Linked DNA regions of Homo sapiens: region 2 is linked to region 1. Evidence: chromatin loops called from intact Hi-C (ENCODE). Cell type or tissue: PC-9. All regions are shown on one strand. Each heading gives the region's core, and the rest is flanking DNA. Links, peaks and the distances in the headings are about the cores only.

Region 1 (5,378 bases), core at 133-5,132:
GACAGGGTTTCACCATGTTGGCCAGGCTGGTCTTGAACTCCTGACCTCAAGTATCCACCCATCTTGACCTCCCAAAGTGCTGGGATTACAGGCATGAGCCACGGCGCCTGGCCTGTTCTTGTAGACTTTCTATGCAGAAAGTCAGAGAAGCTGGGCCACGGTGGCTGAGGCGAGGTCCCCGCAGGTGATAACTGCAAGAGGCAGGTTGCCTCAGCAATGACTGCAAAAAAGTGGGCAGGATGTGAGGGGAGGGTGAGGGGAGAAACCTGAGGTGTTCAACACAAGTGCTGCAGATTCCCTTTCCTCACCTAGAATAGGATGGGGATGAGAATCCCTCATGGGAGTCATCATGCAAATTAGCAGTCACACAGGGAAGCACCCAGTGCAGCGCTGAGCAGTGGCCACCCAGTGAATAAAATATAACTAGAAAGGCTTATTTTACTTGAGTTCCACTATTGTTTTTGTTTTTTGTTTTGTTTTGTTTTTTGAAGATGGAGTCTCGCTCTATCACCAGGCTGGAGTGCAGTGGCGTGGTCTTGGCTCACTGCAACCTCCACCTCCTGGATTCAAGCAATTCTCCTGCCTCAGCCTCCCAAGTAGCTGGGATTACAGGCACACGCCACCATGCCCGGCTAATTTTTGTATTTTTAGTGGAGATGGGGTTTCACCATGTTGGCCAGGCTGGTCTTGAACTCCCGACCTCGTGATCCACCCGCCTCAGCCTCCCAAAGTGCTGGGATTACAGGCATGAGCCACTGCACCTGGCCAGGGTTCCACTATTGTTTTAAAGCATCATTCAATAATCAATATGTCAACATGTGCATAACATTTTAATAACATGCGTTGATTCTAGAGACAGTACAAGTTAGAGCAGTACTCAGGACAATAGTCTATTAGCTAGTCTTCACTTTCCTAAGATGTTTCTGACAACCTGTAGATAATTAGGCATAGCTTGTTTTACTTCATTCCTTTCATTTATGTAATATGGACTGAACTTTCCAGTGATAGAAAATATCTATGAAAATTATTACAATGCCTATGTCTACAGGCAAACGAGTTAATAAATTCAGTTTCCGGGTTGAGGTCTCTAAAATGCCAAGTCTATAAAGAAGCGACGGCAGAGAACACAGAACATTTCCAGAATTTTGTAATAGACATGAACCTTTAAACCACAGAAGGACTGAATTTAACATTTTAAAAAACCTAGAAAAAAAACAGCTGGGCGTGGTGGCTCACGCCTGTAATCCCAGCACTTTGGGAGGCTGAGGCAGGCGGATCACGAGGTCAGGAGTTCGTGACCAGCCTGGCCAATATGGTAAAACCCTGTCTCTACTAAAAATACAAAAATTAGCCAGGCGTGGTGGCAGGCACCTGTAGTCCCAGCTACTCAGGAGGCTGAGGCAGAAGAATCACTTGAACCCAGGAGGCAGAGGTTGCAATGAGCTGAGATCATGCCACTGTACTCCAGCCTGGGTGACAGAGCGAGACCCTGTCTCAAAAAAAAAAAAACAAAAAAAAAAACCTTAAAAAATAAAAGCCCCAAAAATGCTAACTATCTGACACAGTACAGCCCTTAATATTTTCACAGTCTCTTTTTGGTTTTCCTCCACATTCACAATGAAATGTTAGTGATTTTAAAACATTCCAGAGAAATTTTAGTGTTGACACATCTTTATTGAGGGCCATTTCATTTATAGTTACTTATGTAATCATCCAAACAATTCAGCTCAGCATACTGGGGCTCAGAGAGGTGGAGTCATTTACCCAAAGTCACACAGCTGGGACATGGCAGAGCTGAACTAGGAGCTATGACTTCCGGCTTAGGTCCAGGCCCCTTTACGAGATTGTTTCCCTGCCTTTGGGTTTTGCATCCTCTATTCTGGGCTTCCACCCGCATGCCAGATGGCTCTATTCCTGGAGTCTGACCATTGCCAGATGCTCCTGGCTGACATGACCTAGAAGAAGCCAGCAGGCTCATAACTTAACCATCGCCCCTGCCAAATGGGAACTGGCCTTGCCGTCATCCTGGAAGCCATTCCCTGACATTTTGTTTTATTGCAGTTCATGTTTATTCCAGCTAATGCACATAAGGAGTGGTTCCTGCAAGGCACAATCTGAAGGGCTCCTTGCTCAGAGCCGTAAGGGCCATGGTGGGATTCAGCAGGGAACTTGGCACCAGCCAGGCACTTTTGCTGCCTCTTCTTTGCCAGTGAGGGTAGAAGAACTGATAAGAGGATTGAGTGCACAGCCCAGGAGCTGAGAGTTTACAAGGCAACCCACTGGGACCTGAGCTCAGCCCCAGGAGTGGGTCACCCCACAAAGTGCTGAGCAGCATCTTTGAGACTCTTCTGAAGCCTCCAGTAGCCATCTGGGTCCAGTCGGGAGATAGAAATCACACAGTGGGTTAAGCTGGGGAAGTTTACTTTAAAGAATTACTAACCGTGATGAAAGAGCAACTATAGATAGACGTGAACTCCATAGGCACCTAGGGCTGAGGGAGGGTGCCGGACAAGCTTGGAAGGGGAAGGTGAGGTTCAGCACATCAGCTTGCAGAGAAGGTGGCTAAGGTGTGCAGGCCTCAGCTGGTCTGCAGCTGCAATAGGCCGCCTCCCAGTGCAGGTGAGGAGGGCAACCTGCAACGTGTGGCAAGGGCATGGTGGGAGTCAGGGCAGGCACAGGCAGGAGGCCTCCAGAGCACTGAGGTCCGTGTGCAGGGACTCTGGGTTCCTTGTTGGGAGGGCTGTGGAAAGGTTATGGCCAGGCTGTGGCTGTGAGGTCACAGAAGAACTTCGCTCTGGGTCCGTGGCTGGGGTAGGACTCCAACAAATGTCCTCACAGTCATACCACCTATGGACGCAGGACAGGAAAACTGCAGACCTTTTTCCTCCCACGATGTCCCTCCAGCGCCCTCTACTGAGATAGTTCAACATCGCGCTCACTTCAAAGCTCTTGTTCTTCAGACAGCATACATGGGAGGGTGCATTCAGCTCTGAGAGGCAATGCGTTTATAACTGACACACCTCCTCAGCACAGGATGGAAGAGTTCGCAGCTGCCATGGCCTCGGAAGACATGGGTTCAAGTCCCAGCGATACCACTTAGCTGTGTGACCTTGGGCATGTTACTTAACCTCTCTGAACCTCGGTTTCCTCATTTGCAAAAGGGGATATTAATGTTCACTTTCAGGACCATTATTTGAAAGTAGTGAGTAGCAAGCACCCAGCACAGTACTGGCTCATAAGAGACACTTAATAAGTAGTAGCGATAGTTCAACTTTATCAGGCGCTATCTGCAGTCCTAAAGCCTTTCTCTATTTCTCTGAAACTTTGAAGGCACCAGATCACATTTAAAAATTACATAAAAATTACTTGAAATGGGCAAAGAGCTATAAATGCCGACAAACCATCTTGTTTCACAAAAAAAAAAAAAAAAAAAGCTGTTTTTTAGAGTTGCAAAGCCAGTACATACTTTAGCTATCCACAAGGAAGTCATCTGTGAAAATGCCTGACTTTTTTGGGTTTCACTTTCTTCCTTCCCTCTATAGCAAAAGGGGCATTTCTTTCTTAATTTTCTCCCCACTGACTGGTAGGTAGGTACCCCTACTTTTCTTAGTATACATCTTTTCTCGGTAAGTTGTTAAATTAAATAACCAGCATAAAATACATCATTTTGTATGTGTAAAGGGGCCAGATGCAGGGGAGGGATGGCTCGCCTGAATTTAATATTTTTTTAAAAACCTAAAAAAAAAAGCCCTAAAAATGTTAACGATCTGTCACAATATAGCCCTTAATATTTTCATAATCTCTTTTTGGTTTTCTTCCACATTCAGAATGAAATGTTAGTGATTTTGAAACATTCCAGAGAAATTTTAGTATTGACACATTTATTAAGGGACCCTCCCATGGCAACTGTGGATGGCATAGCTGAAGTGTAGGGACAAGGTTGGGGCAGTCCTCCAGACTTTGTGTACAGATGGCATGCAGTATTTCTCTCTCCTCACATTGCCTGAAACCAACTCCTTTTTTTTTTTTTTTTTTTTTTTTTGAGACAGAGTCTCTCTGTCACCCAGGCTGGAGTCCAATGGCACAATCTCAGCTCACTGCAACCTTTGCCTCCCAGGTTCAAACGATTCTCCTGACTTAGCCTCCCTAGTTGCTGAGATTACAGGCATGTGCCACTATGCCCGGCTAATTTTTGTATTTTTAGTAGAGACAGGGTTTCAGCATGTTGGTCAGGCTGGTCTCGAACTCCTGACCTCATGATCCACCCACCTCAGCCTCCCAAAGTGCTGGAATTACAGGCGTGAGCCACCATGCCCAGCAACTCTTATATTCTGAGAGTTGAGACAATGAAAGAAAAGAAATTTGAGTTGTCCTGAGGCAGAGTCTGCAGTGATCCAAGAAGAGGTACAGATGAAAGGAAACCAGCTCAATTCAAGGAACTTGCTTAATGCCCTGATTTTGAAAAATTGTCCTGGCAAGACTTTGCCACATCGAATGAGCCTCTGCACATTGCAGGAGGCTGGCAGGGCCAGGGAGCGGTGGGCTGCTCCTAACAGCCTGGGTGTGTGTTCTGGGCCTAAGAGAGAAGGCATGGCAATCGGCGAGGCAGCATCAGAGAGGAAGGTTACAGATGGTTCTGCCACCTGTGTACAGGAAGGCGGTCACTCTCTCTTACCTCTCCCTGGCAGCACAGAAGAACAGGGAACCTCGGGCACCCTGTCCCTCTCCCCCATAGGCAGCACCAAGTCCCTGCCGGAGGTGTGTGTTGCCTGCACAGGGGGAGAAGGGAAGCAGCTGGTACTGGTCTCAGGTCGATCTAAGGAAACTCCATTTGACCTAGTGAATCAGTCCCTGCCCTGGATACCCTCCTAGGCCAATGCAACCTTTAGAATGAAGAACAAAGGGGTTTCCTCACCCCTGCACAACCTCAGATAGGGAGAAGGAGACGCAGGGAATGAAATAAAAGTTTCCAGGACTCTCCAGGAGCCATTCAGATTGTCCAAGAAACTGGTTTCCGCAGCAGCCTGGAATAAACCCATTTTCCTTCTCGGGTATGAGGACTTTGCCAGATTATGATTTCCTTAAGGGCATGGACTGATTGTGTCTTTTTTTTTTTTTTTTTAAACATAGACTAGCCTATTAGACAAACTTGTGTCTTAGACACCTTTTTTTCTTGAGCACCTAGCACAGCCTTGCACTCAATAGGTGCTCCAATGATGTGACTAAAAGGATGGATAAATAGCTCTGTGGATTTGAGGCTAGGAATAATGAAGGCCTGCCATGTCCCGGGGGGTACTCCCAATTGCCCCTGGAGTTTGGAATGCACATTGAGGATGTCCTCAGTTACATATACATTTTGGCTTATGAGTCTTTCTTTT
Region 2 (5,378 bases), core at 177-5,176, 770 kb before region 1:
ACATCTAAACTGTGTAACACTGCATATAAAAATAAGTCCATGTTTAAGACAAAGTGGAAAAGTACCAAACACTTTTAAAAAATGAATTGAAGAAAACCTTCTCTTTGACAACTTCGGTTTTCATTTGGGGAGGTGGTATGAAATCATCTAGGTACATTTTTGTCTATTGGGATGAAGAATGCTATCCACTAAGAATATTGATTTAAAAATCAAATGCCTGGACTGGAGGGGAAGGAAAGGACAAAAGACTGCATGCTATGTGCTATTTTACATCAAGTCACCTCCTTCCTGCTATACATGAGCTTCAGTTGATGCCTTGGTTTGGAGCCTTTGAACTTTCTTAGTTATCACTGATTTTAAATGGTAGTCACTGGACCGGGGATACAATTAAAATAATGTAACATGCCATATGAACATTTTAAACCAAGAAACTGATTTTTCATTTTTGAGTGGAGAACTCAGTCCTTAAAAAAATTTGTGGTCCGAAGAAACAGCATTACTAATGAGGACTCTCCCTTTTACAACTGGGGGTTCCTGCCCACATCTTCCAAATACCTCCTTTGCCAGGGCTTGCCTAGGTCAGATGTGAAGTAAATAGAACTGATGAATGATTTTTTTGACTCTCTTGTCATGTAGTTTTCTGTCATCTTAATATGCTGAAGGGGAGCACATTCAGAAGTGATCTCATTTGAGAAGGACTACTTTCAAGTTCTATTTTAGGCCACATAAATTTTCAAAAAATAAAATTCTGAATTAAATCTTAAACCTTTGGGAAGGCTTCAGATCACATATTTGGTGGAATGTACTATATTACCTAAATAATAAACATTTTATTTGGATACATCTTTGGGATGCTTGTTAAAAAATTATAGATTAAAATTTTAGTGTTAGAATTACCATTTGAGGATAGAGGAATAAAAAGTTCTCTATTCCTTCAAACTTATATGGACTCCATTTTTCTAGTGCTTTACTGACATCATGAAGAGTCTTTCTTCTCAAGGTGGCAACATTTCCTTGCCTTGTACTTTTATTCTGAATGATGTGGTTTTTCGCCCTTACATTTGCCATATAGAATTTATGAGGTTTATGTGTTTTTGCTCTACAGTTTCTTCTATGATCTTACATTTTATCTCCCTTAAGAGTGTTTAGAAAAACAATAATAGGAAAAAATATTTTGGTGCAATAATAAGTAAAAATGGGATTCCTGGAGGTGGATTGGAATTATTTAGTCTTCTGTGTTTTTTCTAGACATCCATAAATTTTCTTTTTCTTTTTATTCTTCTATTGGACAGAAATTTCACTTGAAGGTAGATTATTAGTCTCTACCAAAGACCGTCTTAAATCACAATGCTTTAAGAACTTTTGAATTAAGCTTCTTAGAGGAACACATAATATATTCACCTTACCTTGTTTTAGTTGAAACAAATTCTTTTTTAAATTTAGGTCTTCTTTAAAAAAAGAAACAGAACACACTTCATTTTTATATAGAATAAACTTTGTTTTTATTATACACATGGATGAAAAATAAAAGTTTTTATGTACATACGACATATAGTGCAAATGAAAAGCTTTTAAATACCATGGATAGACATGTTGTTGGAAACAAAAGGAGATGAATGATGGGGGTTAGGATGGTCGTCCTGGAACTGCAGGAGGGGGTCGCCTAGTAAAAACAAAACAAAACAAAACAAAATAACAAAAAGAAAGACACAGATGCAGAGGAAGAAAACAATGTTTAAATTATAAAATAAACCCAAATAATAGCATGCAAAAATAGCTCACAAAAGTCAAATTCAAATCACACACAAAAACATGCAGACATGCAAAGGAAATGAAGGGACATCACATAGCTAAGTTAGCAGTTCCCAGGACTTTTCCTGGCTACTAGCAATGTTCTAGGTATGAGCCATTTGAGCTCACTCAAAAAGCTTCTTATTTTGCACCATGGAATGATAAATCCATGCACTCTTATTCAGGAGAACTGGGACTAGTCCCCGAGCCAAATACCTTTATAACTTGTATATTTGATTTTCAACCCTGATTTTGTGAAACTCAGTTATTTCCAAAGATTTCAATGAATGTTGTGAAATCTCCATAGGGGGAGAGGGAGTTGATGTAGCCAATGGCAGGTTAAATTTTTTTTAAGTGAGGTAAATTAGAAGGTGTCAAGAGATCAAATGAGCAATGTAATCACAATGCAGAGAATGCCAGAGGTTGATCTCAGAAAAAAAGGATTTGTAAATAAGAATTTGCTCCAGGTGAGTAGTCCTGGTGTGTAATAGCCTGGATTCAGGCCTAGGGAAACTAGGAGGCAAGGTCTGGTCCATGGCAACCCCAGGATTTTCTAGGATTTCCCTCTGTCTAAGAGCTAGGTATAACTGTATTTCTGATTTGTTCTGAAGTGGGCCCAAGGTAAATGAAATCTGGTCTGCTGGATCTTTCTCCATTTCCCTAGGCTGGCTTGCATTTCATCAGACCTATGGATAATGAAATGAGGGTCCAAGTTGTGCTTCATTTGACATCAGCCTTTCTTGTGTTCAGCAGGGAGATGATTTGCAGCTAGAGAAAATACAGTAAACCCTACATTGCAATGAACAGCTTTGTAAGTAGGAAAACAGCAGGCCAAATAAAGCTTTCCCTCTGGTTTTTGGCAGAAGTCTACACTTTAATTTCCCCTTTCTAACCAAACCATTAATGAACTCAACATTATAGGAAGCTGTAGAATGGTGAGATTATCTCAAGACCCTACTCTCTTTGACTTCTTATCCAGGTGTTCAACAACGCTCACTTCCATCTTATTCTTGTTACACATCTTATTCTTGCTTGTGAGTGGAGCAATGAAGTCTATAAAAAAAAAACAAAAACAAAAACAGAAAAACTTCTTTTTCATTTTCTATGAGATGTTAGTGGAGCCAAACTGACTGGTGTATTTCTGGGCAGTGGTAAAAAATGATCTTAGCTTCCCCAAAGTCCAAAATCAATTTTCCTTCAGTCCAGTTTAAGCTGACTACACTAAAGAGGCCTCCCATCCATTTAAATGATGGAGAACTTGTTATTGGTACCTAACCTTTCAACTTCAGGGCCGGGGCAGGGGCTAGGGGGTCTGCAAGGCTTTAGCTTTAGAGATCCAGGTAATGGGTATCCCTGGTGTTTTCATGAAGAAAGTGTAATTAAATTTCTGTCGAGCTCAATGAGATTTATCACCTGCCCAGAAAACAGAAACTATTTTCGAGTTCTGAAGGGGCTTTAGAACACTTTAATGACCTCAGCAGGGTGGGGAGGTGGGCCATTAAACTGAACAGCAAGTCCACAGTGCTGAAGCGACATTCTGTTAGCATATGCCAAAACACTTTCCTGTTTGAGCTAGTTTGGTGTTCTGATCCAGAAACAGGATCAGAAACTTTATGTCTTGGAATATATTCCACTGACAGCTAGAATGTTTGCTTGAAACATCAGGGTGACATTTATATCCTCAGACAGCTTTTTCTTTTCATCTTCACTTTACTGTATCTACCCTTCCTGTCATTGCTGAAAAAGCATTGTTGTTGATGATACCATTTACTGGGTCAAAATTAGTTCTTTTAAGGATATGGGCAGTTGGGGTTTTTGCTCTTTCTTTTGCATAATTTTTATATGACTTACACAGTGCCGAAATGCTTAAAGGCAAGTGCTGCAAATATTTGGGCTTTTTACATGTAGAGCTACAAAGGTACCTCATACAATTGCCACTCCCATATGAAAGTTGCAGTACTAAATTGGAATACTGAGTTGCTAACAAATTCTTAAGCTCACCATCCTAGTATTCAACATATAAGCAAATTTACCTAATCAAGACTATAATTTCAGGTTATATTTTCTTAAGCATTCTGAAAAATAACTTCAAAGCAGCATGTTTTGGCCAAATCAGGTAAAGGAGATTGGAAAGCTGTATCTGGAACATGGGTGTAATTTATATATAAAAGACTCAATTATTAACAAGAATGATGAATTACCCTCATTCTTTTGGCTCTATGTCAACGCTGAAATTTGGTCTTATGGTGACATTCCTCTGGCCAGATCTCTGAGGAGGTCTTCCTTATAGCTTTTTTCTTTTCTGTTAAAATCTCACAAAAAAGGCCAGGTGCAGTGGCTCATGCCTGTAATCCCAGCACTTTGGGAAGCTGAGGTGGGCGGATCACTTGAGGTCAGGAGTTCGAGACCAGCCTGGCCAATGTGGTGAAATGCCGTCTCTACTAAAAATGCAAAAATTAGCCAGGCATGGTGGCACACGCCTGTAATCCTAGCTACTGGGGAGGCTGAGGCATAAGAATCACTTGAACTTGGGAGGTGGAAGTTGCAGTGAGCCAAGATCACACCACTGCATTGCAGCCTGGGCAACAGAGTGAGACTCTGTCTCAAAAAAAAAAAAAAAAAAAAAAACTCACAAAAAATGCTCTGTTTGCTTTCTTTGCCCATCCTTTAGGTAAGTTAATAACCCAGAGCAGTGAGTGAGCCTGAAGGCTTGGGAAAGGGAGGAAAGAAAGGCAATAGGAATAGTCTTCAACATTCTTCTCTGATGATTAATCTTAGATCAACCTGGATGCCTTCCTTCACAATAATCTCATGGAGGTAATTTAAAGAATCCCTTTTTTGGAGAGTCAGAGAGAAAAGGTAAGGTATAAAATTATCTGAATCCTTCATAAGTCTCATTAAGACTCAATGCATGTATGTCTCTAAACTGCTTTTGTGCTACCTGTTCCAATGTGACTTTCCTCCTTAAGAGTCAGATACTCCTTTGACAAAGTACCAGAGCTCCAGATGAATTGCCCTTAGTTGAGAGCTCTTGTTGCTCTTACATTTGGTCTTTTTCTTTTTTAAGAGATGGTGGGGTCCCATTCCACTCCTCAGGCTGGAATGCAGTGGCACGATCACAGTTCACTGCAGTCTCAAACTCCTGGGCTCAAGTGATCCTCCTGCCTCAGCCTCTCCGGTAGCTGGAACTACAGGCATGAGCCACCATGTCCAGCTAATTAAAACAAACAACTTTTTTTTTTTTTTTTTTAGAGATGAGGTCTTGCTGTGTTGCCAATCCGGTCTCAAACTCTTGGGCTGAACTGATCCTCCTGCCTCAGCCTCTCCGGTAGCTGGAACTACAGGCATGAGCCACCATGCCCAGCTAATTAAAACAAACAACTTTTTTTTTTTTTTTTTTTAGAGATGAGGTCTTGCTGTGTTGCCAATCTGGTCTCAAACTCTTGGGCTGAACTGATCCTCCTGCCTCAGCCTCCTGAGTAGTACATTTGATTTTATCATCCAACTTTTTGTTAGTGAGAGTCTGTACTGAGGAAATCACACTCAATGTCTTTTCCTTTGGCTTAAAGCCACTGAAGCAGTTTCCT

What was found. Hi-C counts contacts between places; a loop is a spot of excess contacts. Peaks named below come from ENCODE experiments on the same cell type or tissue, not always from the same donor. Only the 100,000 strongest peaks of a DNase experiment are listed, where the experiment ranks them.
Region 2: a loop joins it to region 1, with 3 times the contacts of the local background. A loop is called at or near these places in 5 of 110 quality-filtered maps.

The regions. Positions count from the first base shown.
Region 1 is chr1:171,642,633-171,648,010 of GRCh38, reverse strand. The region is part of intron 1 of MYOC (myocilin); the gene reads left to right. Among named protein-coding and RNA genes, the nearest start is that of MYOC, 7.4 kb to the left of the region's middle. RefSeq lists enhancers at 2,142-2,648, 2,649-3,155. In PC-9, for the core only: CTCF peaks have their summits at 2,716 and 2,921 (motif pointing left); a DNase peak (open chromatin) is centred at 2,910.
Region 2 is chr1:172,414,566-172,419,943 of GRCh38, reverse strand. All of the region lies in intron 1 of LOC102724528 (a long non-coding RNA gene), which reads left to right. It also overlaps a transcript of DNM3 not described here. Among named protein-coding and RNA genes, the nearest start is that of C1orf105, 3.4 kb to the left of the region's middle. In PC-9, for the core only: no CTCF peak of the experiment used is centred there; DNase peaks (open chromatin) are centred at 2,193 and 4,503; H3K27ac peaks cover 873 bases.